Regions from separate parts of the Mus musculus genome. Here regions 1, 2 and 3 are each linked to region 4. Evidence: chromatin loops called from intact Hi-C (ENCODE). Cell type or tissue: left cerebral cortex. All regions are shown on one strand. Each heading gives the region's core, and the rest is flanking DNA. Links, peaks and the distances in the headings are about the cores only. Region 1 overlaps Ifih1 (interferon induced with helicase C domain 1). Region 2 overlaps Fap (fibroblast activation protein). Region 3 overlaps Fap (fibroblast activation protein). Region 4 holds the start of Fap (fibroblast activation protein).

Region 1 (8,284 bases), core at 1,914-6,913, 53 kb after region 4:
AGCAGCTACCCAGGATGACTCAAATCCCTGTTACCTACCCACAGTCCTTAGCACCCAACGGGAAAGTAAGAGTGAAGCCCTGCGCATCTGTGAGTTGAATTATGGATCTTACCTGTGCACATAAATTCTGTCTCCTGAAAAAGAATCTCTAAGCTTAAAAGCAACTTTTAAACAAAAATTAGTATATATATTAAAAAAAAACCACTGGGCTGTTTCATGTAAAAAATGATAGTGGAATGAGCAAGGTATAAAATTTAATAAAGTATACAGAGCTGCTGACCAGCTATGGAATTACCCTTCCAGAGATAAATAAACATGAATTCAAAGAGCTGAAAAGGGATCTTCTCAAAGAGAACATGACTGACGTTTGGCATTACATTCGCTAGAGTCTGTGAGTCTGGAAGTGTTTCTCTTTACTATAATTACAGGAAGCTGCCATCAACCAGAAGTATGAATGGCAAGTGTATGCCCTTCACTGGGTCCCATGGCTGCTCTCCCAGGTCAGGGTCATTCATTTTTGACACCCTCCTTTCTTCTCCAGCTCATCTCCCAAGATGTACGCTGTCTCGTTGTCAAGGATCAGAACTAACATTCAACTGAGAAATCTCAGGGCACAGGAGTTCTTGAAGCTGACTTGGAATCAGAAAGACCTGTGAAACTTGCTGCTCAGGTTGCTGGGATCCTAGGCCCCTCTTATGTAAGGTGGGTGTGGTATCAATTACCTTTTACAATTTGATATCTACTGTGCAACGCTAGACACAATATCCCGCTGGCAGGAGAGCTTCATTGAAATGAAAATCAAATGATGCTCTCCTACCTATAAAAAGGATGTGACATTCTATCTTATAATGTTCTTGTAATTAGTTCTAGTGTGTAATAGTTATACTTATAACTCATTAGGCAATTATCATTTCATTTCCAAACACTAGTAAACTATATTAAGATATCTGTAAGTTATTTAAAACTAGTATCATTATAATTCCAGTTCTAGACATATAGGCCAAAACATATCAGTGCCACATTTTCTAGCACTGAAATAGGAATAGACGAAAGCAGGTACACAGTGTATCACTGGTATATTATTGGTATATTATTGGCTTGAGAAGGAAAAGCTGTACAGTTCAAGGTTACCAGTACATTCTTCATGTTATGAGGTTACTCATTCTGAACCAGATGAATCCAGCTTCATTATGAAGGCCACTCCTTTTGAGTGTATGGTTAATGAGTTTGACAAACATTTCCCGTTCTGCCTGTAGCCACTACTACAATGACGATGTATCCATCATCCTACAAGTCCGCTCAAGCTGCTTTGCTCTCAACACTTTCTTCCTGTCCCTTGCCTGTCTCTGGTCTGGTTCCTGACTCCATGGCTTTACCCTTTCCAGAATGCCATGGTATGGTGGATTCATGCACCATACAGCCTTCCTTTAACTTAAAGGAATATTTGAGAGTCATTCACGCCTTGTGTGTATCAGTCATTCCCTGCTTTTTGTTGTTGTGCCTTTGTTCCTGTGAAGTATGTTCTTGGCATATTAGGCCTCTCCCTACAATTTGATTTAGTCCATTGACATCGAATGATAACATAGAAATTCAGCCCATGCTAATCAAACATGTGAGACATCATCGTCAAAGATTAGAAGCTGAAAAGGAAGTTGTGCAAAGACTCTCAATGGACATACATACTGTTTAAGTATATTAGCACAACATAAATACACTAATGTGAAAATACTGTGCTTATCAGTTGTCACAGATTAGCTCCGGAACTCAGATTTGAGGAATCCCTCATGATTACACGGGAAAACCTGTATATCTCACAGAGAGATTTTAAATATGGCACTTTGCAATTCCCAGAGGTATGTCTTGTTAGAAGCTCAGAGGCGAGTGTGGGATAGAACTGTCAAGTCGAAGAGCGTTTTGGGCAGATGTACTGATGAAAAGAGAATATGATTTGTAAGGGAAAGGCAAGGTGTAAAATGAGATGGGAAAATGTCATTGCAAAGATAATTCCACGTCTAGACATATAGGCCAAGATTTCTGTGGCAAAAAGTAAATTTCGACATATTTTCCATTTGTTATTTTAAATGTAGAGTTGAGAGCTGGAGTATATTAAAGTGGCCAGAAAATGCCAATAAATATAATCTAGAAATTAGGTATCGTTTCTGATACATTTTTTCAGTGAGTGTAATAGGTATGGAGATCCTATTTGACCTTTGCCTTCATTTTCCAATAATTAGCAATCAAACTATAATCTTAAGCTTATTCTCAGCATACATAAAGTCAAGAATTTTCCCCAGCTTTGTTCTAGTATATGTGAGTTTGTGGTGGAAGCTTTAAATAGAGTGAAGAGATAATTTATTGATAATTATTAATTGATAATATTAATTAGTATTGCTACTAAATACAGAGCATGGTTGATTAAGTTCATTATTTGGTTATGCAGATTTCACAATGAAATCTTGCCCAGTGGCAAAACACTGAGCTCAAAGCTTTCCCCAGATATAATGCAAATTATGATAGCCTCTTCTGCAGTAGATACCCCCATTAGCACATCAACTTTATAGGTGAGAAACAGATACTCAAAGAGGTTCAATGATTCATCCATGTCACCCAGCATCTCAGGGTTTCTTACTCACAGCAAGCACGGCTCACCAATTGAGTGCAGGAGCTCTTTAAGCTTCTGCATCCTTGGTGCTAAAGGAAATGAAGCTCACGTTAAGAAATCAATTTTGCCGCAATGTCAAATTTTCCATAAAAACTTAAACCATCTTATCTTTCCAAGAAACAAGTTAAGAGAGACGTTTGCACGTTGCTAAGATATTCTGACTCACGGATGGACACCACCAACTTTCCACCCATTCCTCCACACTCACGTCTGCACGCACATCACCAAGGGACACTTCTGTCTTCAAAGCACAAACTCATTTGCAGCAGCTCTGTTTGAGATAACTGTAGCAGCAAGGAGGCCAGAGCGCTCCATTGCTTTGTTCAAAGTGTATACAAACACCCAGCTTCTCCTTCCTCAGAAAAATAAAAAAAAATTAAATAAAATAATGTACTTTCCCAAGCAGCACATTTTTGTGCAATTTTATTTGTTCTTTCTTAGAAATAGAGTTATTAAAAAGAAAACAAATTTATCATTAAAGAAAGTCGTATATCTCCAGCAACACTAAAACTTCCTTCCCTGTAGTTTTTGTTTGAATTCAATTTAAGAAAATGTGCATGCATGTGGGCATATGCACACATGTACACATACACACACCTCCAGAAAAGCAATACCAAGAAATGATTGACCTATTATGTTACAACAACAGCAAACAATGTTTTAAGTTTATGCACCAAAATGGAATTGCTACAACTGATTTACTTAGGATTCTCTTGTTTTTGTCTTTGAATTTTTCAAGGCAGGTCAATCTGGGAGGTTCCAATATCCACAGTCATGTATGTTGCATGTTTCCTTTTAAAGAAGACACACAAATTAGAGGCTGAAGTTAGGGCTTTGCTTTGAAGAGGACAGGTGTGTTGGAGACCATTGTAGTCTCCCAGATCTGAGTTCAGCCACTGCTCACAGGTGGCTTGCTTTTATTTAAAAATATATAGTCACTTCTATAGTTTTAAATTTTATTGTCATAATGATCCTGTTAAATCAGGGACAAGAAGGGGAATAAATTCAAACTCTTGTAGAGTTGTATCAAATATTGGAATCATAGTGTTAAGTGGGTTTAATTGACTTTTACATATGTCATTTTCTTCTAAGGGAATTATCAAAGCCAACTAAAAAATAAATTTGAAAATGGCAGTCATGTCTATTAATATAGTTGTCTATATCTAATTAATTGTAAACACAGAAAGTTATACTTGTTCAATTATGAGATAGAATGGATTTTCAAAATAAGAAAAATAAAGAATAATAACTTAACAAGTAAGATAAAAACAATAGCTTTGCTTACAATGACAGTAGATCTCTAAGAGGGGCTGTAAAACCATGTCCGGGGGGGGGGGGGAGGCAAAAACTCTTCATTTTGGAAACACGTTTTGAATATCTTGGTAACAGTAAAAAAAATTACTGGAATCTAAGAAAATTTTTATTTTAACATGCTATAGACCTCAAATACTTTTAAAACATTTTAAAATTGTTTAGAAACCAAAAAAAAAAAAAAAGCAATAAAATATTGAAAGAAAAAAATAGAGAAGGGGGGGGGGTTGGCGAGTTTAAATTCATTTTCGTGCAACGTCTGCCCTCTGCTGGAATATACTAATATAGCAAGCAATGAACAATACTGTGTTTTCTTCAAGGAGCTGGGCTTCCTTAGGTAAAAACCAACTTCTTTTCCCCCCAGGTAGACTTTCTCCTAGCCTAGAAACTTTTCATTCTACAGACTCTATCTTTTCGTTCTTGCAACAATCCACCATAGCTTTACCGTGATGAAAAGTGGGTTTACATTCTTGGTGAAGAATAATACTCCCTGTTCTACTCTCTCCGGAGCTGGTAGAGACAGGGTCTACACCTCACTGGATCTCATCTCCCAGTGTAGTCTGCTTTTCTCTTACTGTGACCTTGCCTTGAACTTGAGCATCATATCCATATTTCCTCCAGTTTCGTAATCCTCCTGTCAAAGATTATCCCAAAAGCTTGAAGCACGTCCTCATGTTGGAACAGACCCAAGGCTGCTCGGACCCCTTACGCGTGCTTTCTTTCATTCTGCTAATAATACATATTTCCTTTTCTTTAGAAATAACAATCTTTTCTTTGAGAGGAAATAGATTACTTTTATTTTCAGCTCTATGTATATGGATCTACACACACACGCTCACATTTTGGTCTGTCATAGTTCGCTCTGTGTGCCAGGGAACATGTGTTCCTGCAGAATGGAGAGAAGCCACCTCCACCCACCTTGCATATTCTATCCTGGATCCAAGCTTCTAGGAAATGAGTTCCCCAAAGAGAAAAAGAAAATCTCTCTCAGAGCCACAGGCCCACATGGCCATCCACGGAGCTTCTCTCTGCTCCTGTTTATAGATGTGTGTGTGTGTGTGCACACACACACACACACACACACACAGAAATATGTCAGCTAGAATTAAATGTGAATCATTTGTGATGATGTTGGCTTAACTTGTATCATCTCGGCCTGTTAGTTATCCTTTGCGCTGGGGTCCAAACACAGAAAGAACTGATTAAAATATAGGGGTGTAAAAGCTACTATACCCACCAGAAGAGCTTGTTCCTTAACTTAATGATGAAGGCACAATGTTTTGAAGTGTGGTCAGTCACAACTGTAGACCTTGATGACCACACTAGAAGTCTTGACATTAACAGGACCGTGGACTGGAAGATGTGAACTGGAAATGCTTTAAATTCAGAGATGCCTGTTGGAAAGGCTGAAGACTCTAAGCAACCCGAACCAGACAGCAGGGAAGTACAAGTGCAGATATCATTAAGGGTGCACAGGTAATGCTCAACAACAATTCTTGCATTTCTGTCCCCTGCAACCCTGTTACATCACATTTATGACACACCACAGCTTTTGTATAACTTCCCTTACTAATGACATCCACTCAGTCTGAAATGTTATCAGTCACCCCTGTTCATAATCCCACCATAAGGCAGCCCTCCCTGGCTCAGACAAATGTCTGTCCTTCCCTCCTAGCTAAACTTCTTTGGGGTAACCTACCTTCCCACTCAAGTCTGCCTCTGAACCCTTTAACCCCTAGACTTGGGGCTTTTCTTTCCTTTCCATTGATTTTCCATGGCGTAATTACTGTTTCTTCTTGGGAGCATGTAATATCTGTTTTCTTACCAAGGTCGTATAATTTTAAGATATGAACACAATGGTTTGGTATGATCTGACCAACTCACTTCCTTCTTGCTGGGAGTCTGGCTTTCAGTCCTTTGCAACTCAGGATAGAGAAGGTAAGATCTGATAAACAAATTAAAATCTGTTATGATTCTGCTAAAAATGTTGTTTGTAGTGATAAAATAAACCAGTCTAAATTAATTTCACTGTAGAATCACACCACTCAGTTTTCATACGGATAAAAATACCTATGGCATTATCGTTGAACTCTGGATGACTGACTGTAGCCCTTTTAAGACAGCTGTGCAGTTGTGAGTCACACAATACGCTCAGTTTGAAAAGAAACATAAAATCCTTTATAAGCATTAATCACAACATATTCATATTCCTTCCTTCCCCTCCCTCTCTCTTCAAATTACTCCCTACCCTTAAATGGCCCCAGTAGCACTGCAAATTCTCAGAAGTCAATGGTAATAACTAAATTTAAGGAAATATAAAAGATAACTCACTCAATTTGAGCCAATTCTGAAACAGTAATATATTGCTACCACAGTGATCTTCCTTTAGCTTCAAATGTTGTGGCATTTATTTCTAGGTTTCTAAAAATCACTAGATTTTCTACAGGATAGTGATATGGAATGTTATTCTGATCCTTAAGTGCAAGGATAAATTTTGTGACACTTTCACAGAAATAAGTATAGACCAAGCCTAAGATTGGTCTTTGGTCTATGAAAAGGAAAACAACAACAAAAACAAAAACAAAAAACAAAAAACAAAATAACAAAACAAAACAACAATAACAAAAAGTGCTGTGACAGATTGGACCAGGGAGAAAGAGGCTGTTTTATAAAGGTCAATTTTTAAAACCCCTCCTACAGAACATGATCTATGCAAAATATATCCACAATATATTCCAAAGCATAATGTCACCGGATAAACCTAAGGAGTTGAACATATGGGGGAATGAAAAAGAAGGTATTACAGTCTGAAAACAAGCAGGTTGGTGAGCTCATTAGCTGGGGTAGAATTTTAAAATCTTCACGTGAACGAATATATAAATCAAAATATACACATGCGTGCTGGGTCATGGGCCCTATGTATTCACACATGGCTAGTTACATTATCATTTTTCACTCTTGGAGAAATCCTTTCTCTTTATAAATGTCAAAGCGCCCTCTGCTGATCATTCTGAGGTACTTGCATTTCTAGAGTCCAAACAAGGTGCTCTAATGGATCCAGAAGAGAAGCTTCCGGGTTTGTTGTTATGCAGTGTTACATAAAAGTGTTTCTTCCAAACTCAATAGCATTTCCCTTGTTTGAAATCTCATTTACTACACTTTTGTTTTACCACGGCACTTTATTTCCTAAATGTAATAATAAAATCTCCAAGTTAAAAGGTAACTACTCACTTGTTTTGACAAAGCAATAACAGATATTTAGAAATGACTCTAACTTTTCTGGAAATGTACAGAATTAAAATAACCCATAGAATGGGTTAAGTCCCTTTGGAGTCTTCCATGTGAATATGGTCTAAGAAAACATCAAAATTCTGTGATATTTTCTTGTTCTAAAATCTCCAGTGACTTCAGAAGGCAGAAGAGGCATCTACATCCCGACAGCCACATTAACAGTTCTAAAATGCGCAGTTGCTGTTTAGAAGTCACTGTGTCAATTTGGGAAAGGCAATGCTTTAAAGAAAACTTTGGTTTATTTTAATTAATAACTACATTTTAAGGGGGGATAGCATCTCTCTTAAACATTTTTCTTTATTTGTGAGAATTTCATACATGTCTTCAATAAAATCATCAATAGACCCCCATTTTCCTCCTCCTGCTTCCCCTAAGCCCCCCACATTTCCCGCAATGTGTCTCCTACCCTACTTCACGTGTGTGTAATCCCAGTCAATTCTGAATGATGAATGAGCGGAGAAGAAGAGATGCCAACACCCCACGTGTGCTGAGAGGGTGAAATGGCCATCTAGAACCTTCCACAGGAGAATTCTAGTCTGTCACCCTTAGAAGGAAGGATAAATGTCATTAAAGATGGGCTCCCGTGCGAGCCACTGCGGTGACTGGCGAGGTGTGAAGGAGTTAGAAGGCTGTAAAAGTGACTCCGAAAGGATCTTCATGGAAAAGCTACTTACATCTAAGGGGCTTAAATGCAACAAACTACCATAAACTAAAAGACATGCTAGCGGGTTCAGCAAGATAATAAGAAATATCCTGACATAAGTTACAAACTTCTCTTTCCTTTTATTACTGCATATTTTTTTTTTAAAAATCCAAGTTTACAAAACGCATGCAGCTTAGGAAACAATATTTGTTGTTGTTGCTGCTGCTGTTGTTACTTCTAACAACTACTAGGGGTATTAGCCCATCTTGCTAGAACACAAAATAAACACACAATATCTTTATCAATAAGCTGTGCATGTCATTCAAATAGATACCAGAACCTATGGCATGCTTCCGCAAATATTTTCACTGTTAACA
Region 2 (5,000 bases), core at 1-5,000, 60 kb before region 4:
TTCACTGCTGATTCAGTTTTTATTAAAGTTGTATCACTTTATTTGCATAATTGTTGATAACCATCATTTGATATTAAATCCTGTATTCAGTGAAAAACAAATCTATTCTTGCCGTTCAGAGCCCTCCAATTTACTATGGTATGGACAACCAAATATATCTATACGTATCCTTTAAAAATGTTAAATGATTTGCTCGGCTCCATCACATTTCCAAAACGTTTTCAAAATAATTTTTTCCCTTAGGAATAACAGACTACAAAAAAAACAAAAACAAAACAAAACAAACAAACAAACAAAAAAAAACGTTTAAAAGTCCCGGGAAGCCTCCAAAGCAATGTTTGCTGTTCATTTTTACCTTGATTCTCTTGTATTCTAGAGAAAATGAGACTTATTGGGAGAATGGGTTGAGAGCCTCAAGTAAACTTTATAGAGATCAGAAGCAAGGGAAGAAAGAAGGGGTGACCGGAGTGAGTGGGCCCTGGAGAGCGCCACAGCAGACAGATGGAAGGGAGGGACCCCGTGAGGCACAGTCTCCAAAACACATTGGTGTGGCCTCTGCTTTCTCTTTATGCCTTTCTCGTTCGTTCTCCGGAAGTAGAACACGCATGTCTGTTGTTGTTGTTGTTGTTGTTGTTGTTGTTGTTGTTGTTGTTGTTGTTAATGGAATAATGGACTTTCTCCTTTTCTTTTGTTGTTCTGGGAATCGAACCCAGGTCCTTAGGTTTCCTATGCTAGTGCTCTACCTCTGAACCCTTTTTGCCAGCTCTCTAGAATTACTTAAAGGGATTTTATAGCAACCATTTCGCTCATTGCATCGACTCAGCATGCACGTTTCTGACGCACTGAGGAGTTGGGCAAATGCCCGGGACAAACAGATGGGAAGAGGCCCCGTTAGTCACAGCTTACCCGACACGAATTCTGAAGGACACTGAGTGTACAGGGAAGAAATGGAGTAGCGAATGGAAAATTGCTACCTGTGTGGAAGCTGATCAAGGAAAAGCGAGCAGATGTGCAGGAGACGCGTGGCCGGCCCTTCAGCCATTCCCCCACACGTTTCAAAATCAAAATGGGAGTTGAGAAGGTTCGCTTTCTTGTTAAAAGATAGTGTCACTACTGGTGTTGGAAGACAGTTTTGAGCCATAAAATCGGTCATGATTTTATGATCTTGCAGAGGCTAACAATCATATTGCCTTGCATCTGGGGCACAAAGCAAATAACAGGTGATACATAGGAACAGGAAATTCTTATCCGCTCCCTGGCTAGGTTTATTCTGAAAGGATGACATTTACAGGAAATGATAGTTTGGTGGTTAACATGGAAATGAAACATTAACACTTAATGTGGCAGAACTAGGCTAAAGGTTAGCTAGATAATACAAGCTTTTGAGATCAACAAGGCTCCATAAATTTCATCCTCAAAACCTGAAAAGCTTCCTGGAAGGCGAGATATCAGAAACTATTGATAATATGTATTAATCAACACAGTCAAAGTAACACACGAATAAGGTGTTTTTGTAATATTAGAGATTAAATTAAACTTTACATATTTTCCCCACTTTAAAAAAATGACTCTGGGCTAAGGTCATCTTGAAACCTAGTGACTGATTATGCTATTTGAGAAATTTTCTTTTGACACTATCTGTAAGTGTGATAATATATTTTTTCTCTTTCAATTTTTCATCATTAACCCTTAAATCACATAAAATTAAGACTATGGGACTATATACAATGCCGAATATACTCCCAATAAATGGAGCTGACCCTATAATCTCTGAAATTTTGTGATTGTCTTAAATGTGGAATTTTCCAAGAAGCCTGAAGAAACCGTGTTCCTTCTCCTCCAGCACTTGTGAACTCGCTACCATCTGTTCCTTACAGATATTCTCATGCACGGGCAGGCTATGAGGTGAGGTCTGCTCTTCCTCTGTTTTCTACTTTGTTTGCCTTTATTAGCTTGGCTTGGCTGGTACTTACTGTTGTTTTCAAATGCACATGCATGGTTTTCTGTTGACATGTAGAAAATTCGCCTATATAAAATTTTATAAGAGATTCAAGGAAAACAGTTCCGTTTCTGGGTTGATTCGAGAGTGACAGCCAAGGGCTTGCAAACCCGTTTCTTCAAGTTAGGTGTTCACTGTCTGATTCCTAAAAGGCTTCCTTGGGAGATAGGGGGTTGGATCACTCTCGGGATCATCTCAGTCTTTCCTTTTTAGCCTTTTGTGAAGAACTGGATCCTAAGGTCTCTTTTACATGTTCATGTAACAGATTTCAAACAAAGCTAGGGCCAGCCCAGGAGCTCTCTGCACTGCTGCATGTGTTGCCTGAATGGGTCTTGCAGCTGCTCTATGATCTATGCTTCATGAGGGACTTACTAAAAATCCCATCTAACAGTAATGCTTCCCCTTAGAGCACCACCTATCCATGTTTACCAGATTGTAAATGCATTGGAAGCAAGGATTGCACTGCTTTGTACAGAGTGTAATATGGTGACACATATTAAAACCTGGCATGCATTAAGTAGCTGAGCACATGGTAGTGGTATCCTTGCCCTATATCAGGAGAGCTTTCTTTCTCCAGATAACATTCTAGGAAAAAAGGTTCAGGGAAAGAAATGGCCACCAGTTACTGCCTCTATTACATCTTCAATCAAGTACTAAAGACAAGTTAGTATTATTACAAAATTGATAGACAGGATTCAAGACTCTGTGTCTTATACACTGAATGCCAAAAATAACAATTTTCATTAAGGTCCTTACAGGGGCTTCCGATCTATACTTTTATTTCATCCATAAGAGCAAATTAAGGATTCATTTCTTGTTGAGTACTATATCTGTGATAGTAAATCAATGGTCTAAATACCATGACAGAGTTTGCTGTTAGTGAGCTGTGTGATTTCGGTTGTTTTAACCCAAAGCCAAAACAAACCACCCTATAATTCTGTGGAACCTTAGAAAGCATTTAAACTCAAGACACGATGCATAATTTTTTTTATCGTCATGCCTTTGCCAAATTTTTGGTTTTAGTTCAAATATTAACAGACAAGATCCAAGTTATGCCTCTAGCAAATTACCCAAAAAATTAAAGCTGGAAGGCCAACAAATGTGTTCATACTCTTTACAGGGTACATCAAAGTCTGGGAAAACTAAGCTGAGGCTTTAGCTCAGTAGGTAAGGATTTAGCTCCTGGACTTGCCTTCTAACACTGCAAAAACAAAAACAAACAAGCAAAAGCAGAGTACAAAATCCTCTGTTGCTTCAGTGGAGTTAATCTTGAACTGTTTCTTCATTGGACAAAATTCTTCCAAATAAATTAATAGTAAAAATATCAAGTCTGGATCAATGAAGATCATGCAGCTTCCAAAGGTGAGAGGCGAATTATAAATTTTGATGTTCTTTAACAAGATAATCATTAACTTACTATCTCTTATTAAAATTGACTGCTCTGACTGAACAAGTTTTGTCTGTGCATAAATGACTATTCACTAAAGGGAAGAAATGTCAAATGGATAAGTCATGACTGCCTTTCTAAAATAAAATTAGTTACATATGAATCTAAATTTTTCTACTTTGACTAGAGTCAGAAATACAATAAATAGATAGATTGAGAAAGCAAGAAAGCAAGAAAGCAAGAAAGCAAGAAAGCAAGAAAGCAAGAAAGCAAGAAAGCAAGAAAGCAAGAAAGCAAGAAAGAAAGAAAGAAAGAAAGAAAGAAAGAAAGAAAGAAAGAAAGAAAGAAAGAGCTGTCTAGACCTATTTCCTAGCTGTTAAATTAAATTTGTTTTGTATATGTTGATCAATATTGCTAGTATCAGTGACACTAAAGGGATAAGAGATATTCTACTGAGTTTTTTTAAATTGATCTTTGTTGTGAATCATTATTCAGTCTTTAGCTGTTGCAGGTGTAAAATCATCTATATCTATGAGTGCAACCAGCCAGCTAGCCCATAGCTGCCAGACTGGTAGACTCTTATTCACTAGCTTCACTTCCTCACTCTACAGTAAGAAGAGTTCAGGGCAATCCTGTCTACTGTCCTTAGTACGGTAGTGTTTTATCGACAACACTGTTTTAGATTCTAACAAAAGACAATGGGTCCATTAACTGTGGTTAGAAATATAGCTGAGAAAGAAGAAATTAGATCTGTCTTCCTTCTAAATGTTTTCAGAATATCACATCTATTATATGAAAACAGGAGCTTTTTGACAAATGAAAATTGGCATCTACTCTCATGATAGCATAGTAAAAACAACAGCAAGATTATTCACAAATGAACTTCCAACACCTAGGACGTGCAGTGACTATGAAAATCTGAACCAATTCTAAAGAGGTGGACTGACAACAATTGAAGATATTCATGTTTACTAATGATATCACTAAACTTATGTAATTTTTCTTTTTGTCTTTTCAATTGTGGGCCATGGTAATCAATAAAAAGTGCAGTTGGAATGTCTTAGATCTACCAAGCAGTTTTCTTCACCTTTATTAGCCCATTCCCATGAACAGCTTTCCCTTTATTGACCAAGAAGATCCCTTTAAGAATAATAATACATTTGTACCAAGTCAATAAGCCAAACTGAAACAGAATGAAGTCATCAGGAATTGTAAACGTGACTGAAACTATGGCTCAGAGGCAGGACAAACCCATCGTGTTCAGGGGCCCCTGTAGGGTCTACAGCAGTGACGCTGCACTTGTCGTGTGTGGACAGTTTGTTGAAAAGGTGCTCACCTGACAGCTGTGAGCTGGTCCTCAACTTCATATACACCCAGTTTTCGATACACGGCATGCAGGAATTTGTCACCTTGGAAAGCAGTGCCCCGACCATCTACCAGGGCAATGACTATCCCCTCCTTACTTGCGAGATAAGTTATCCAATTAACAGCAAACACAGACTTAACACTCTGGCTGCAAGGACCACCATACCTAAAGGAAAAGAAAAAATAATTTCTGATTTTTTAAAATAAAATCTAGTTTCCCAAGGAGGCTAGCATAGATTTCAGCAGTTC
Region 3 (8,068 bases), core at 3,069-8,068, 72 kb before region 4:
GGATTGTTCCATATTATCCTAAATCCTGTTTGAGTGGGTTTTCTTTCTTCCTTCCTTCCTTCCTTCCTTCCTTCCTTCCTTCCTTCCTTCCTTCCTTCCTTCCTTTCTTTCTTTCTTTCTTTCTTTCTTTCTTTCTTTCTTTCTTTCTTTCTTTCTATTTCTTTATTTTTTACCATACTGATTAGCTTTAAGCTCTATTATGTGTTTCATTAAGACATACATTTTCAAAGTTTACTTTCTAGTTTGGTGAGAAACCTTCCTGTTCCAAGCAATTAATGACTGGCACAGATGACTCTGTCTTAGCAGGTCAATGAACAGTAATTATCAAAGAAGGAAGCTGGTCTGTCAGTCAGGCCATTGCTGAAACCTCGGCCTGACTGTGTCTCTCTCATTCACAGAGCACAGACTTTCCATAACCACAGAGCAAAGGGTGCATTGCTATAGCAGCAAATATTTGTTAAAACATAGGGTGTCATAGCAGGTTCTTAAATGAAGTACTCAGTAATTGAGTATTAATTAGAAGCGAACAAAATGAAATCTTAAGTCTCCAGCTTGCCAAAGACATTACCTGTGTGTCAAAAGAAGTGTTTGCGACCAGCATGCTGGGTTTGCATGCCAATGATTTGAGCAGGTGGTCATTAGGGGCTTTTTCTGCAAGCCAAATCATTTTCTCCCTGAATAGCTTGGAGAGTTCCAGACCCTAATTTCTCCCTGAATTAAAAATTATCCCACTCCAAATTGCTAAGGTACCTGTCTGCTACACAGAGGACGTATAGCAACAGAGCTTTCTCAAACTGGGAAGGATTTACTGCACTCACGATCTTTCAGCCTGCCTTATTGGATAAACTCAAAATATCTGCTTTATTGATTCAATTTGAAATCTATGTTAGGTGCCTTCTTTCTTCCTTACAAACAGCATAATTGAAAGCATTGTTTTGGTAGACTCTTCTAAGAAGACCACATAATCACCGTTTAAATTAGTCCTAATTCATTTTACATTTGCTTATTTTACTTTCCCAGAACTAATTTTTTTTAACAATTAGAACATCTGAATTTTAATTACGTTACCATCAAGAAGCTCATTAAAGTCACTTAATTGGCAACATTTCCAAAAAAACCTTAGCTGGGTTTAATATATTTTAAAGAGTTACTGTCAAAGTATAATTTCACCATTACAAACAGCTTGGCAACAACATTTGCATAAAGATCTGTCAGCTTCTGAAAAAAATGCTTAAATGTTGGGAAAATCAGATTCGTTAAGTCGCCTTTCCTGAAACAGCCTACAAATGGAGAAATTGTCACATACATTCCTCCTTATAACCCCTGAAGTACACACACCATGCCAACACAGGGAGTCAGGAAATCTTCCCTGAAGGAAATAAATAACACACTTTGCAATCGGAGGTAGATACATTAAAAAAAAAATGTCAGAAGTTCCCTATTTGTGTTAACTTTAACCAAATTTCTCATGTGCCTGCTTCTGCTTCCTCAACCCTCTAAGAAATATAGATTGTCATTTAAAACTTTGAAAGTTTTCTAAGTATTTCCGTGGCCACTACCACAGAGTAATCTCTTGGTTGCGGTAGGTATAAACTTTGCATATGCAGTTTGTAACGTTAGGAGTTCCCTCTCCAAGTACACCCAAGACTAAAATGTAGAAAAAATAGGAATATTAGTGTGCCAGTTTTTAAAGGAAAAGAGATACAGCGTTCTAGAGGCATCCATTTAATTTGGTGTTTTCAACCTAAAACAGCCCCCCACCCCCTTTGCTCTTTACTGCCATTCTGTTCTTCCAAGCCCAAAGAGGAATCTAGTAGAGCAGAACAAAATGTAAACACTAACGAATTTCTAGTCAAATCGCTGCCTTTCCCTCCTTAGCGTATTGCAATGTCTGGTACACAGCCAGATTCAACACATGTCTGTTGAATGAACCTGTTAATGAATGAGCAGACATAGTGAAGCCCTGAGGAGGACCTAGATGTTTCTACACAGAAGCCCAGGCTTGGATCCATCAAGGGCAATGTAGAAAACCTCAATCTCTCATAACTATAGAGGTGCGCACCTCATAAGCCACTTGTAAAGCTTTCTCTGTTAGTATATTGGAGGGCTCGGGCCATGGCGATCACTCTAGGATATGGCTATTCACTACTGCTTTCTGTGCTGATGGAACTAGCCTATGTCAACTACTACTCCACAGTGTTGATACGGTGAAAGTGCTATATTTTAATTGCATTTAATTTTTATTCATTTAAGACAGCCACAAATGGTCAGTGGCTACAGTAGGCTTCCACAGTGTGTAGAGATGTGGAGGAATATGGCATATTGGAAGAAATTCAGATTTTATGGAGGCTGGTGACTGGAGAAAGGCTTGGTAAATCTGCATGGGAAGGGTTGTCCAAGGCTCCATGTGTCAGGGAGTTGAGTGTAAAGATTCATTGGTACACGGGGAGTATCCCTGGGAATTTCAAAGTAGGGAAAGAGCCTGAACAGATTTGTCTTTTGGTAGTTCTGTGAGGCCAGAAGCAAAGGTCTGAAACTCAAAGTCACTTCCTGTCTATTAATATAGAAATGGCTTTGCAAAGCCCACAAACATATCTGTTGATATAACAAGATTCTGATAGTCATCTTGTTTGCAAGTCTTGGGTAAAGTGGCTCTAGGAAATACCTGTGGTTATTGTCTCCTCCCAAGCAGGCAAACTCTGAGGGCTCTTCTGGGCTTACGTCAGATGCTGTGCTGTGGAAAATTGAAAGTAAGGGAGCAGAATTCTCTGTGGCTCATGACATCAGTCACTTAGTGCAGGGAGAGATGGATGGCCTTTTGGATCTGTAAAGGTCCTTCCATATTCCCCACTACTCAGCATCTCTGTCACTGTCAGAGGCAGGGCTATGTGGCCAGAGTGAGAATCATGTTTCAAAACGGGGCAGTAGAAAGGATTTGGAGTTGAGAAGTGTCTGAAAAAATAAAACTAAAAGATAGTGTAATCTATGGACCTTATAACCATCTATCTATCCTTGCTTCGATTGGTTCTTCCAGATGTAGAAATGAAAGGAGGCTTTCAGACATGGTATCTTGTAAGCAGAAAGGAAGAATTAAGTTTGGGGTAAGGAGAGAGAACACAGGGAAAGTCCAGAGCTGAGAAACATACCTTCTAGACATTGTCTTGGTGGATGCTTCCAAATTCACTCCTGTGTATCTTCTGGTGTCCTGGTGTGGCTTTAAATTTTTTTTCTGTGGAAATCACAGAGTTGGCAAACTGCCCAAAATTTCTAATTGATGCTGGGCATTATAACTTTCTCTTCTTTGAAATGAGCTTTAGAATGTAAAACTCCAGGGAGACTTTACAGACGCAAAACTTGCTCCTTCAGAGTTTTATTTTTGTTAGTTTAACTTAGTAATTTAGGAATCTGAGGCCGAGTTAATTACTAATTCCTACAGAGATTCAATGTAATCCCTTCCAGATTTAATATATTTCTTAAAAGGAACCCGCATTGAAAAATTTGGCTTTATCCTCACCCAGCACATCTGAAGACGCTGGAGAAATCTTTGGAAGTAAAGTTAAGAAACATTTCTTGGAGGTAGAGCAGAAAGTGCAGACATCTCGGACTCGATTCATTGCGTGATCTGAACTGTGCCTTTCTACGCGCTGTGCTCTTGGTCTCAGGATTTGGGGTTCTCATTACAGAAACCCAAAACCGCATCCAGCTTCTCCTCTTCTGTGACCATGTGTCAGGCATGTCTTTTTCCTATTAGGAGCAATTTTCCCAATAGGACATGTAGTGTGGAATTAGTGCACACAAACAACACGCTATAACCTGAGCATCTGACTTTATTTCCGCTACCCGGCAATGAACAGGTGATAAAACATTGTGTCCAAAGCAAGATGTGTGGCTCCCCTTTTCTCTTCTTTCACAGAGCATAGGGAAATGTAAACAATACCGAGCCTAACCTCCTGAGCCCTCCTAAATTTTTAGCGGCTTTTACAATATTCATGGTCCAAGTCGTCCATGTGAAGCCTTCAGACTGTCCTACACGCTAGTACTTGCATTGGTTCAGTCTGATAAAGAAAAGCATTGCTTGAGGAAGTGCGTCATGTGGGTATATAAATGATTCTGGGAGCGCCCAGATGATATACCATGGTTCTGGTCAGAGTACCACTGCAATAAAAAGGGGAAAAACAAAACATGTTTTATTCCTAGAGCCCAGATAGAACTGGTGCATTAAGTCTGTTGCTTTGCTTCTTGGCCACTTGGGTTTTTCATTTGAAAAGTAAAAGCATTGCATTTAATTTTCCCTAGGAAAATGGGAGCTCAAAAACTCCATGAGGTGTTTGGCCTGTAAATCTAATTCTCCTCTGTTTCAGAAAAAAAAAATCATGTAGTAAATCACATATAATCATAAGTACATTTGATGGGACTTTAAAACATTGTTGTAGAGGAAAAAAGAGAGGGGATAACATAATTTTAAACTTTATATTTGGAGAGATTCCAGTAAGATTATTGTCTTCATTGCATAAGTGCGGCAAGGGTTGTGATGTAATGCTATAAATTTACTTAGCTGAGTTTCTTTCAGGAAGTCAGAATAAACAGAGGCCATAAAACAGATCTCATCTCACTTCTTGTAACCTGCATTTAAAAAATCTGAACCTCTAAAAGATGAGATACACCCTTCCTGGAGTCCTCTCCTATACAAGCAATTGAGGGAAGAAAATATATTTGCTGAAGGGAGAAGAACATGACTACCAATGGCTGCCCCCACTGTTGGTCTAACTGCCTCCTCTAATCTCACTTCACATTCTTTTTGCTACCTGGAGCCCAGGTGCCAGACACTGAGCATACACAGAGGAACCTTTCTCTGACTCTAAGTGGACCTGCAGGAACTCAGGCGGTCACTGAGATTCCAGGAACGGTCTGCAATTGTTTCTTCCTGAATTAACAGAACCTGTTAGCTGCTCTGAGACTCCTAGGTTCTGTAGGAACTCTGAACATGTGCCTACACATATTCACCTAGTCCTGCAGAACCATTAGATATCTGGGCTGTTTAATCCTGTAAATTATCATATTCTATACAAAGCCCATAGGTGGTGGTATGACTTACCTTTGGCCCTTGATGGGCTTCAGAAAAAGTCCAAGATTCATTTACTAATACTCTGCTCTTTCTATTCTCTAGTTATGCTTTCAGGTATACACACACACACACACACACACACACACACACACACACACACACACACACACACACACAAGAACCCTCTCTTTTAGCTTGGTGGTAGTCAAAGGCCATGAACTAGGATGAAACAGGATCATGTACCATCGCCTGGAAATCCACTTGTGCATTAACCAAAGCTTTAGCAATCTGTGCTGAGTTCTGAAAGTGCACATTATCTGCAACAAAGAGAGAGCAAGAGAGAGAGAGAAAGAGAGAGTTAAAGTGCTGCTAAATACCAGAGAGCCTAGAGTGACAATGCACTGCCTGGAAATGAACACCAACAATTATCTAGTCATGCATTTGACATTGTCAGCAACGAGCGATCACGCTCAAATATGGAAATGTCCCTGACTCTTAGGTACTGACCCTGAGCACAGGCAAAGGAGGATGCTTAATGTTTCTTAAACAAAGTGATGCTGGCTCAGTATTTTTATGTGTAAGAGTCTTGCTTAAACCTCACCATCTGCTGTTCCGTGGATGAGAAGATAGTCTACATTTCTGAAATATTCTGCTCTTGCCATCACAGTTGAATTCTGGAAAAGAAGAAAAATTAACATTTTAGTTGCTGCAAAGTTCTAATAGAAAACTAGCTAAATCATTGTGCAATGGACTTCGCACCAATACTGAAATTATGTATTGCTTTGGTTGATAAATATTTAAGAGTCAGAGCAACACATTTTCATCATCATTTGCATTACTTCCATCTGATTCTTAGTTTGAAAAACTGAAAGTTTATGTGTCATATGTTACATATGAGTGAGACCTTAGGCATAAATGATACCCGCTCAAGCTGTGTAGGCGTTGGGGGTGGGGAGCAGAGATGAGAAAAGGGAGGTTAGATTGGAGAGAGAATAGAATCCTCAAAGAGTAAAATTTCTTTCTAGTGATGCTTTTGCAGTTAACAAAAGATCATAATTTTTGCCTGGGGATCCAGAACTGAATTTGCAAACTCTGAATCACTGTTTTAAAATTACTTAACACGTTTGAAATAAATTAGTGACCTAGATACAATGGGAAATGCTTACTTTATAGTGTTCGAGATTGTCGTCCTTTGTTGGGAGGCCCATGAATCTCTCTGAGTAGATAGATGCTGTAAAAATACACAGGAACATGCTATTTCCATTTTATACATGCCATTTCTCGATCTTACATAACTCCTACAATAGTAAGTGTGCCCCAGTTCTCCCGTGGGAAGACTCTGAGGTACACTCCTGTTTTACTTGGTGTCATGGTACATCTCAATGAATATGTCATTTCTGCAGCTCACCTCAGTGAGGTTCCAGAAACAATGCAGAGACTTTATGGAAACACGAGTGGCTAAGTGATTCTTTTTCACAGGCTGCTTTTAAGCTCTTTTCAGTTGCTCTCCTTGGAGGAATGTGGAGATAGGAAGGGCCTCATTATATTTGAAAATAAACTGCAAAATCCACCTCCTCTGGTCTCTTCACTAGTGTCTTGTTTCATCTGGGATGAAAATGTGTCTCCCAGACTTACTTGCCTCAACACCATAGACACAAATTCAAACACACAGTCATATACCTTTCTGAATAAAGATTCTCTGTAAGGCATGAATGTCTCTCATTTTTACTCCAGTGTGGAAAAGAGAAAATAGCAAAAGCTATATTTGTTTTTGCACAATTATTAGAATTACTTTTAAATAAGCATTTTATATTGGGGTTAATAAAGAAAACAGGCACTCACGGGAATAGTTAGCTCCCAATTTATATATAATCTCTCTCTCTCTCTCTCTCTCTCTCTCACACACACACACACACACACACACACACACACACATATATATATATATAATTCATTCCTTGGCCCTTGACTTTGCAAAACATATGCTTAAAAGTAATCATTGCTGGAGTTATGTGCCTTCAAAAACAGAGTTAGCTCTGATGTTAAAGATTTTTTTTCCACAAGAGATCAAAGTTTGTGGGAGAAAATAAAAATATAGGATCTGTGAAGAGTTCTTTCTCTTTTTAACCACTGGAAGTTAAAGCATGATAGTAATGAGTTATATGAACAACCTCATTTATAGATTATATTTTCCCCAGTGATGCTGAGGTAGACCTTACTGCATAGTTTGCTTTCCTAGCAACCTCAGATATAGAGTAATTATGTGTTAAATGTTTTCACGGCAGCGTTTATGAAATGTTTCCATACCGTAATATTCCCAGCTGGAGACTGGAGCCACTGCTATGCCACATTTGAAAAGACCAGTTCCAGATGCAAGGGCCAGGGATGAAACATAACCTCCGTAGGACTGTAGAGACATTGTTATTGGTCAGCCCCAGACACAAGCTCAAAAGCATCTCTGTGTTTTTAAAGTCTACACATAATAAGAATGGGGGGGGGGTGGCTGGGTCACTCTGAGGAGGAGGTTAAATGTGTACCAGGTACAACAGCAGCAAACTACAATAGTAAATTTATCTCTGATAAATCAGATAACAATTAATGGCTGGAACAAAGCAAAGTCCCTGAAAACAGGGTAGGCAATGTTTAAGAGATAAACGTAATTACAACGTTTCTGTAAAACTTCAAAACTCTCTCTCTCTCTTTCTCTCTTTCTCTCTTTCTTTCTTTCTTTCTTTCTTTCTTTCTTTCTTTCTTTCTTTCTTTCTTTCTTTCTTTCTTTCTTTCTTTCTTTCCTTCCTTCCTTCTTTCTTCTTTCTTTCTTTCTTTCTTTCTTTCTTTCTTTCTTTCTTTCTTTCTTTCTTTCTTTCTTTCTTTCTTAGATCTTTCTAGGTCTTTGTTAAACAAGAAACCAAACCAACCAACCAACCAACCAACCAACCAACCAACCAGGATTCTACTTGAAAGAGATGCACAGAAAAAGGGAATTGTTTCCAAACTGTAAGA
Region 4 (8,166 bases), core at 1-5,000:
CTTTAGGACATGAAGATGCAAGCTAAAAATTAAAAGTGCAGCTCCAAGGAGACTGCCTTCATCAGGTTATCCTGCACATTGCAATTCTGTGAAAGGATGTGGACATTTTTGAACTCTTCAAGCTTTTGTACGTTGTACATGTTTCAATTTTAAAAAGCAACAGAGAATTCAGGACTGACGTGTTTGCTGGTTCAGGCTGGACCACTAACCCTTGTTCAGAGTCCGTTCACTTTAACCACAGACGTTCCCTGGTTCTGATCAACTCGGAGCATTTGTTCTTCCCAGATCCTATAGTACAGTCTCTGTCACTGTTACATTACATCTCTGCTTTAGAAGCATACATTGCTGTTCATAAGAAGGTTTGGAATAATAGGGGCATAGTTTATTACCAATGGATAATATTAAAATTAAAACTAGTTTCAAAATCAGTGCATAACATCTTCTAGGTCTCAGTCAAGTGACATTGTTGCCAGCCTAAGCCTTTCTGTAAAAATAAAAAACAAACAAACAAACAAACAAACACCCCAACCAATTTACCTTGATAATGTTTGCGTAACTGTAACAAGCCTCTTAATTGAATGACTAATTGCTACTATATATAGAACAAGAGTTTTACTTTTCCTATATGGCTATTCCTGAGATTTCTATTCTGAACATCTTCCTTAAATTTTTTGGAAGCACTATTTAGTGATTTCAAAGCCTCCATAGGTTCTTTTTTTAACGTTTCTATTCTTACTCATTATTTTTTTTCTTGCTACCAGGCAAATCTAGTAATAGAAAACAATGCTAGTTAAAAATACAGTCTTGAGAGGCCTATCAAAGCTTGTCTTCTGCGTGTATTTTGGGGGGGTGGTGGGAGGGGTACAGAATAGCTCTCAGGTTTTTCTGTTGCTGAAATAACACTGTAAAGCTCTTCCTACCCTTACATCGCCAGTATTTCTGGTCTTACACACAACATAACTGTGAACTTATACGTCTTCTTAGAAATAACAGGCTTACTTTGGAAAATAGGCACTTAGGAAATGTTCACCCATTTGAGTTCACACGTTGGTACATTTTCCAGGCTACGCTAGGCAGATGGAGTGAATCAGAAAATTTCTTACCTCTTGAGGGACGTAAGACAATGCATATCACCACTAAAGCAAGCGCAGCCAGGGTGGTAACTCCAAAGACAGTTTTCAGCCATGTCTACATAGAAGAAAATTCGGTTTGGGCTTAGTTCCTCCTGAGAAATGGCAAGATTTTGTCTAACCCTAGATCCTACTTCTCCTTCCCCACAGAGCTTTTGATTGTGTTCCACTGGTCTGGCGGTGATTGCTGGAGCCTTTCCAGTTCTGCTAAGACAAATGTTTCTACAGTATATTTAGAGCCATTTTCTAATCCTAACACACACCGGGAAGTGATACTCAACACACAAATCCCCACCTTCTCTAAAGAATAGAAAACTCTGACCATACTCAGCCCAGGCAGCCTCTACTCTGCGGTCGTCCCCGAGACGGCACGCACTAACCTTCATTTTTCCAGATGTTTTTGCAAGTTAGCTGATTCTCACTGCACAGCGTGGGTCACCGCATCTGTGAAAACTGTTGAAAAGAAGCAAGTCTGTCTTCCACTTGGAAGCTGAAGTCAGGACATGAGTTGCTTCCCGCTCCCCTCCTCCCTTTCCCACGGACTTTTGACTACCGTGCCAAATTTCGAAAGATTTCTGTAAAATTAGAAACAGATTTTGGGGGCGTTCTTGGCCTTTAAGTGAACTATGAGTGGCTGGAGGGAGGCTCTAGAGCTCTCTCATCCTTGTAAATTTACACCAACATCTGCTTAAGTTGTCATACAGAGGCCGTTTTATTTCACCTTTTTGTTGTTGTTCAGGTTTATATTTCATATTCTCCTCAAAAATCACTCGAGTCACTTTAGTAACAATCTTTTCTACACTCCTCTTGTTTGCAGCTGAGAGGAAGGATTTCAAATGGAGAAACTTTTTGAGGGTGCATTGTACATATCAAATGTTTGGGGAAGGGAAGAACAGTGGAGCCAAATCCGGCTTTGTGAGAGGTACACGGTGTGACTGCACACTCTTCTCCCGGGAGCCTATGAGGTGCTGCAGGCACAAATGTTTTTCTTTCAGCACAATTTCTTTGTCCGTATAGCACCATATGCACTTTCAGTAAATACAGAAGTTTAAAAATTCAACTGTCTAAACCCACGGCTGCTTTCCTTTAAAGAAATGAAGCGCCATCTGTTGAAATGTAGTATGGGTTAGGTGTGTTTGCACAGGCTAGAAAGATGGAAAGATCAGCGGGAATAATTTGCCAGCAGACCTTTGGAAGAATGGAAATGGCTTTACAAGAGTGATATTTTTGCTTTGCTCTCAGAATATCTTCTGAGAAAGGAGAACATTTAGTAATTATAAAGACCTTAAAATAAATTTTAAAAAGGCAAGTGAAAAGAGAAGTCATGTGTACTTCATTTTGGCTAAGTCCACATATTTCAAAGTGATCGGTCATCTTGGCAGATCAGTAAAATGACTGAATTCACAACACACACACACACACACACACACACACAGACACAATTTTTTTTTAAACCTTCTCTGTGGTCCAGAGCAATTTCCTAGGGCAGATTCCTGGTTTCCACATGGATACTGTTGCTAGAATATGGTGTCTCCAGTTTTTCCATTGCTGGCTTTCTCAAGAAGTTTGTAATATCTTTTGCCTGACTATGCTAAGTTTCATGCTGATCTTTCACAAACTGTGCATGAAAAATAACGAGAAAACATCACTGTTCTGTGTTGCTGTTTGCTTTAGTTGACTGGTCTGGCTGCCACAGGAAACTTTCTCCACCACAAACCAGCACAGTGGCTTGTGAACTTCCTCCCTGCCATTCTCCAGACAGCTGTCCCTGAATTCTAGCCTTAGGAAAGTTCTGGTGAGCAGAGTGAGTCACTAGTATGCATTGGCAGAGAAGAGTATTCAAAGCCCACTGCAGCTCCCGGATGAATCCCACTCCCCATGCGGTTAATGAGCTATCGATTTACAAATTGAAGCAGTACCAGGCATCATCACAGGTGTACAGTGCACTTACTGACATCTCCATGTGCCTTGATTGTGAGGCGTCAATCCGAGAGAAAGCCATCAGCCGGGTCCCATGTGAACTGCCCTCTAGAGGGTCTTCTCAAATTTGTTGCTTTCTTTGGAACATCCACATAGTACTTTCTCAGAACTTCTGTCCCAGCTCGCCAACGCCCACCCCCCCACCCCCCACCCCCAAAAAAATCAGCAAGTCCTTTGTAGTGAGTGATTCCCAAGACCTCCTTTACTAGACAGAAACTAAATGCAATAAGTGATTAAGGTATAATTAAAATGCATACTGCTAGCTTTAGCAATTAATCATTGTCACATGACTGGTAATGGGTACCACTTAGGACTCCAAAGACTCGTCTGACAGGTTTTATGGAGAAATTGGGACATCTTAAGAAGCAACATTAAGTTGAAAGTACTAGTATACGGGGACATTTTAAGGTTGAATAAACATTTTATTTATGTTTGTATTTTCTTTAGAAAGCTGGTTGAATCTAACTAGAACATCTGGGATAGTTCTAGCTGTTTGAACTGTTTTAAGGAGGATGTGACTGGGTAAATAAGTAAAGATGGTCTCTTGCATATAATTTCATAAGTTAGGAATATATTTCTTGTAACAGAGTTACAGACGGGCTTCTGATCTAGCTTATATCCAAGAGAGGTGTTCAAAAGGTGTGGACATTTAACCATTCAATAGCTTTACCTTTTTTCTCTCTCTTTTGGGGGTCAAAATAAAAATACTTTTAACAAGGTTTTTGTTTTTGCTTTTCCACTAAGAAAAGATGTGTGTGTTTGTGTGTGTGTGTGTGCGTGTGTGTGTGTGTGTGTGTGTGTGTGTACAAAATTAACCATGAGAGGGTCTGTTTACTCAGTGAGCATGCTCTCCTATAAGCATGCAAGATTCATCCATTTTTTTTTCCGATCTTGGAGCTCCTGCTGAGTATTTCAGCCTGGAGGTGTGCTAATCAGGTGAGCACCCTGATTAGTTGGAAATTTCTGTATGGACCTGTGAAAGGGGACAGAAAAGACATGTGATGCACTTGTATAATCCTAAAACAAAATCGCATCATTTGTCAGCATGAGAACTTTTCTCATGAAGCAAATCTGGGTATATTGAAATTATACAGAAACAGACAGAATGACATTGATCCATTAAAAGTTAAAGGCATAGCAGTATAATATAGGCTATGACCCACCTCTTTCCAAATAGGGGACACGTAAGGCTTAGTTTGGAATATGATGACATGAGAACATTGAGTAAGTGAGCAATTCTACATCTCAAGGCTATGAACAGATCTTGCTAAAGGTATTTACTAATGAACAGTAGTTGTTTTTCAAAAATGACTCTGTAGTAGTTTGGAGCTGGAATGGCCTCTAGAGACTCATATTGAAGGGTTGGCCCATAGCTGCTGGAATTGAGGGGAGGTATGGAACACTCTAGAAACTTAAGCTGAAGTGAAGAAGCTAGACCACTGGGAATGTATCCTTGGAGGAGACATACAGGAACCCTGGCCCATTCCTGTCTCCGTTTGCTTCCCAGGCACCATCAGGTGAGCAAGTTTGCCGTACCACCCTTTCGCCATAATGTTTTGCCAACTACAGACTGAGAAACAATGGAGTCAGCATATCACAGGCTGAAACTGTGATTCAAAATAGACCTTTTTTCCTTAAAACTACTCATGTCCATTGATGGAAATAACGAAAAGTGATCAACACAGAAGTTCTCCCTAAAAACACATTTAGTTATGATTCTTGAGAGCATAAAAAAAGAAGTATATTCTAAGAACATAAGTAAAGATAATACATTTTTTACCTAGGGGTGAGAATAAAAGGTTAATTTATTAAACAAAACAGCAATGTCCTTTAATGAATTAGTTATAAGAAGCATAAGGCTACAGTGGAGGCTATACTAGAAACCTGGATTGTATACTCTTTCAATTACAAATGTATTCCTAAAAAGTCCAAAAGCTATAGGGCTATTGCTTGGGAAGCATGCTTATCCAGGACATCAAAGTCTCTCTGCTTGATCCTCAATAGAGAATGAACCTAAGAGCCTAAGAGCTCCTAAAAGCTTGATGTTCAGATCTTCAGTTATAATGATCACTTCTTCCCTATTCTAAACACAGTACTTTAATATATAATTTCATTTTACCTGTGTCCAAACTCATTTACTAATTAGAAAACAGAATCCAGATTAAAAATTAGATAGGTTGCCCAGGATTCAAACAGTGCATAGATGGAAATAAATACATTAATTCAATCTGCTAATTACTTAAGTTGCTTCTAAAGTAATATTGATTAATTGCATTATTGAATGCACTACTGCTTTCCTACTGGGACACTCCTTGGGAGTGTCATAGTATTATTAAAATTTAAACTTAGCCAACCTTCATATCCTTGATCTGCATCATCACTGTGTATTTCTCAAAAGGACACAATCTCACTCCACAAAGACCATGGCTACAGTATTAAGTTGGACAGAGTTTTGTTAGAAAAGGAGCCTAGTAATCAGAGAGATACATATTTTCTGGGGGCTATGTGATTTCTCTTCAAATATGTGAGTAATGTAAGGAATTTGTCAGATTATCATCAAAGAGATTTCTCAGATCCAAGCAAGAATGTGTCCTGACATCTTGAGAGCATATAATAGCTGTCACATAGTTATAGATCTGGAGGGGTGGTGTGATATGGTGTCGATGAGAGAGGATATCACTTAAACTACTTTAAAAATCTAATCTAATTTCTAAAATTATGATTTTGATGTAAGGAAGGATATGAAGAAACATGTCTCTCAGATTATAATTTGTACCCACCACCTTCATAAATGTCATAATTAAATGCCAGTGGTTCATTATCCTATCACGATTAGAAAGTTCTGGAAGCAGAGAGAGTTGTCTATTAAATTAGAACTGGAAAGAAAAATAAACAATCTATTGGCTTCTATGCTATGGACACAAAGACTCAAAAGATAAACTAATGCTTCAATTAAATTTATGTTGTATTTTGTTTTTTTATTTTTATTTTTCTGTTTGGAATTCACAGCATAGTCCAGGCTAGCCTCAAATACCCGATCCTTCCAACTCTGCTTCCTGAAGGAGCCAGAACTGTAGGAATTCACCATGACTGTCTTCAATGACATTGGAAGTACGTCTCCTTTTTAGTGGTTCATCAATATAACTGTATACCTTATTTACTACCATTTCACTAGTTTGTAAAGTTAGAGAATGCCATGATTCATAGTCAGTGTTCATTGGAAACCTTTCTTGAGTCTGACATTTTAATAAACATTTTAAAATTACCATCTCAGTTCATCCACAGAACTTATTGTCTTTACTGTCCCCAATTTTCAGGTGAGAGCAGAGATGCATGGGACATTCAAGCAGCTTTACAAAGTTACACAGCCTTTGAATGGTGTAGAACACAAACCAAGTAGTCTATGAGTGCTAAGGTTCTGGCTGGAGAGAATTTGAGGCCCATGACTGACTTGTATAATGAATGAAACAGAAGGAAGGCTTTGCATGAGCTAGTACACTGGACTTTTACATTGAAAAGAACATGCCCTGATGTGAACAAACGGGAAGGAAAGAGCTGTCATCTGAACAGCAGTAGGTTTGAGCTAAGAAGTGAGTCCTTGCTGACAAGGGTAGACTCAGAAGATACCAATGGGTAAGAGACAAGATATTGCCAACAATTGGAAGCAGAGGGGAGCTGCCTTGAGTCACATTGCATGCAAGTCCTTTATAAAAGAGTGGGAGAAACAGGAGTCCAAATTGGTCAGCTGAACGTGTTCATTGATATTTCTTCCATTAGAGTATAATACAGAGGAAAAGGGATCAGTCAAGTAGCAGTGAAGAAAGTGGAGAAGGCATCATGGGACAACTGTGCAGAGGATAAGCATCTATCAGAGACACACTTAAAAATGGACTACTTTGCTTGGAAAACATGAGGGAAACCAGAACTTACCTGACATTTATAACAGAAGGTAGGAGGGTGAGATGGAGCTGAAAAGACCAGTTGGACACAAATATATGGACATTTTCCCTTTGTTTGCAAAGGAATTTGCAACCAGGCACTAATGTCAAACTAGAAGTAGATTTACATTTAAATGATATCAAGGTTGTTACCAAAAGAGTATCAAGACACTAGCACACCAAAGCCAAGCCATCCTCCAGTTTAATGGCTTCATCTGTACCCTTAGATCTGACATCCCTGTACAAGGGTATTTGTTCTTATTCTTTTTTGTTTGTTTATTTTGTTTTGTTTTGTTTTCTGAGATAGGGTTTCTCTGTGTAGCCCTGGCTGTCCTGGAACTCATTCTGTAGGCTGGCCTCAAACTCAGAAATCTGCCTGCCTCTGCCTCCCAAGTGCTGGGATTAAAGGCATGTGCCACCACTGCCCAGCTTGTTCTTATTCTTATTTTCAAATCTAAACTCTAAAGCATGAAAAAATGAATACAGCCAAGTTGAATAAGTAGGAGAAAAAAACATACAAAGGAGAGAACAACAAGAGCCATTAGATAATCATGGGAATTGAAGCATACATTTATTTAAATTATTTTTTATGAAACCTTGCTGAATCTCCTCAGCTGTATCACTCTCATCAGTCCCATCATGTAAATGCTAGACTATTAGAAAATATATTTAAAAGAAGACTGTAAAAGTGTACTGGCTGGTTTTATGTGTCAACTTGGCACAGGCTGGGGTTATCATAGAGAAAGGAGCTTCAGTTGGAAAAGTACCTCCATGAGATCCAGCTGTGGGGTATTTTCTCAATTCGTGATCAAGAGGGAAAGGCCCCTTGTGGATGGGACCATCTCTGGACTGGCAATCTTAGGTTCTATAAGAAATCAGGCGAAGCAAGCCAAGGGAAGCAAGACAGTAAAGAATATCCCTCCATGGCCTCTGCATCAGCTCCTGCTTTCTGACCTGCTTGAATTCCAGTCCTGACTTCCTTCTGTGATGAACAGCAGTATGGAAGTATAAGCTGAATAAACCCTTTCCTCCCCAACTTGCTTCTTGGTCATGATGTTTGTGCAGGAATAGAAACCCTGACTAAGACAAATTGGTATCAGCATAGTGGGGTATTCCTG

The links. A loop is a pair of places that touch in the nucleus more often than their neighbours do. Peaks named below come from ENCODE experiments on the same cell type or tissue, not always from the same donor. Only the 100,000 strongest peaks of a DNase experiment are listed, where the experiment ranks them.
Region 1: a loop joins it to region 4, with 5 times the contacts of the local background. A loop is called at or near these places in 3 of 42 quality-filtered maps.
Region 2: it touches region 4 in a loop (3-fold over the local background); 4 of 42 quality-filtered maps call a loop at or near these places.
Region 3: a loop joins it to region 4, with 6 times the contacts of the local background. A loop is called at or near these places in 2 of 42 quality-filtered maps.

The regions. Positions count from the first base shown.
Region 1 is chr2:62,623,683-62,631,966 of GRCm38, forward strand. The region is part of intron 3 of Ifih1 (interferon induced with helicase C domain 1); the gene reads right to left. Among named protein-coding and RNA genes, the nearest start is that of Gm39839, 7.9 kb to the left of the region's middle. In left cerebral cortex, for the core only: a CTCF peak has its summit at 4,254 (motif pointing left); DNase peaks (open chromatin) are centred at 2,789, 4,303 and 4,878; H3K4me3 peaks cover 275 bases; H3K27ac peaks cover 3,171 bases.
Region 2 is chr2:62,512,798-62,517,797 of GRCm38, forward strand. It overlaps Fap (fibroblast activation protein), which reads right to left. Exons shown (of 26, transcript NM_007986.3): 20 at 4,723-4,917. Among named protein-coding and RNA genes, the nearest start is that of Gcg, 32 kb to the left of the region's middle. In left cerebral cortex, for the core only: no CTCF peak of the experiment used is centred there; DNase peaks (open chromatin) are centred at 877, 1,960 and 2,280; H3K27ac peaks cover 4,051 bases.
Region 3 is chr2:62,497,134-62,505,201 of GRCm38, forward strand. Fap (fibroblast activation protein) reads right to left here. Exons shown (of 26, transcript NM_007986.3): 22 at 7,373-7,472; 23 at 6,232-6,296; 24 at 5,667-5,739; 25 at 5,309-5,382; 26 at 3,803-4,155. The coding sequence ends at 4,051. Among named protein-coding and RNA genes, the nearest start is that of Gcg, 18 kb to the left of the region's middle. In left cerebral cortex, for the core only: no CTCF peak of the experiment used is centred there; DNase peaks (open chromatin) are centred at 5,680 and 6,330; H3K27ac peaks cover 3,658 bases.
Region 4 is chr2:62,572,336-62,580,501 of GRCm38, forward strand. It overlaps Fap (fibroblast activation protein), which reads right to left and starts at 1,686. Exons shown (of 26, transcript NM_007986.3): 1 at 1,511-1,686; 2 at 1,104-1,188. The coding sequence starts at 1,516. In left cerebral cortex, for the core only: a CTCF peak has its summit at 2,217; DNase peaks (open chromatin) are centred at 64, 257, 1,065, 1,584 and 1 more place; H3K27ac peaks cover 2,816 bases.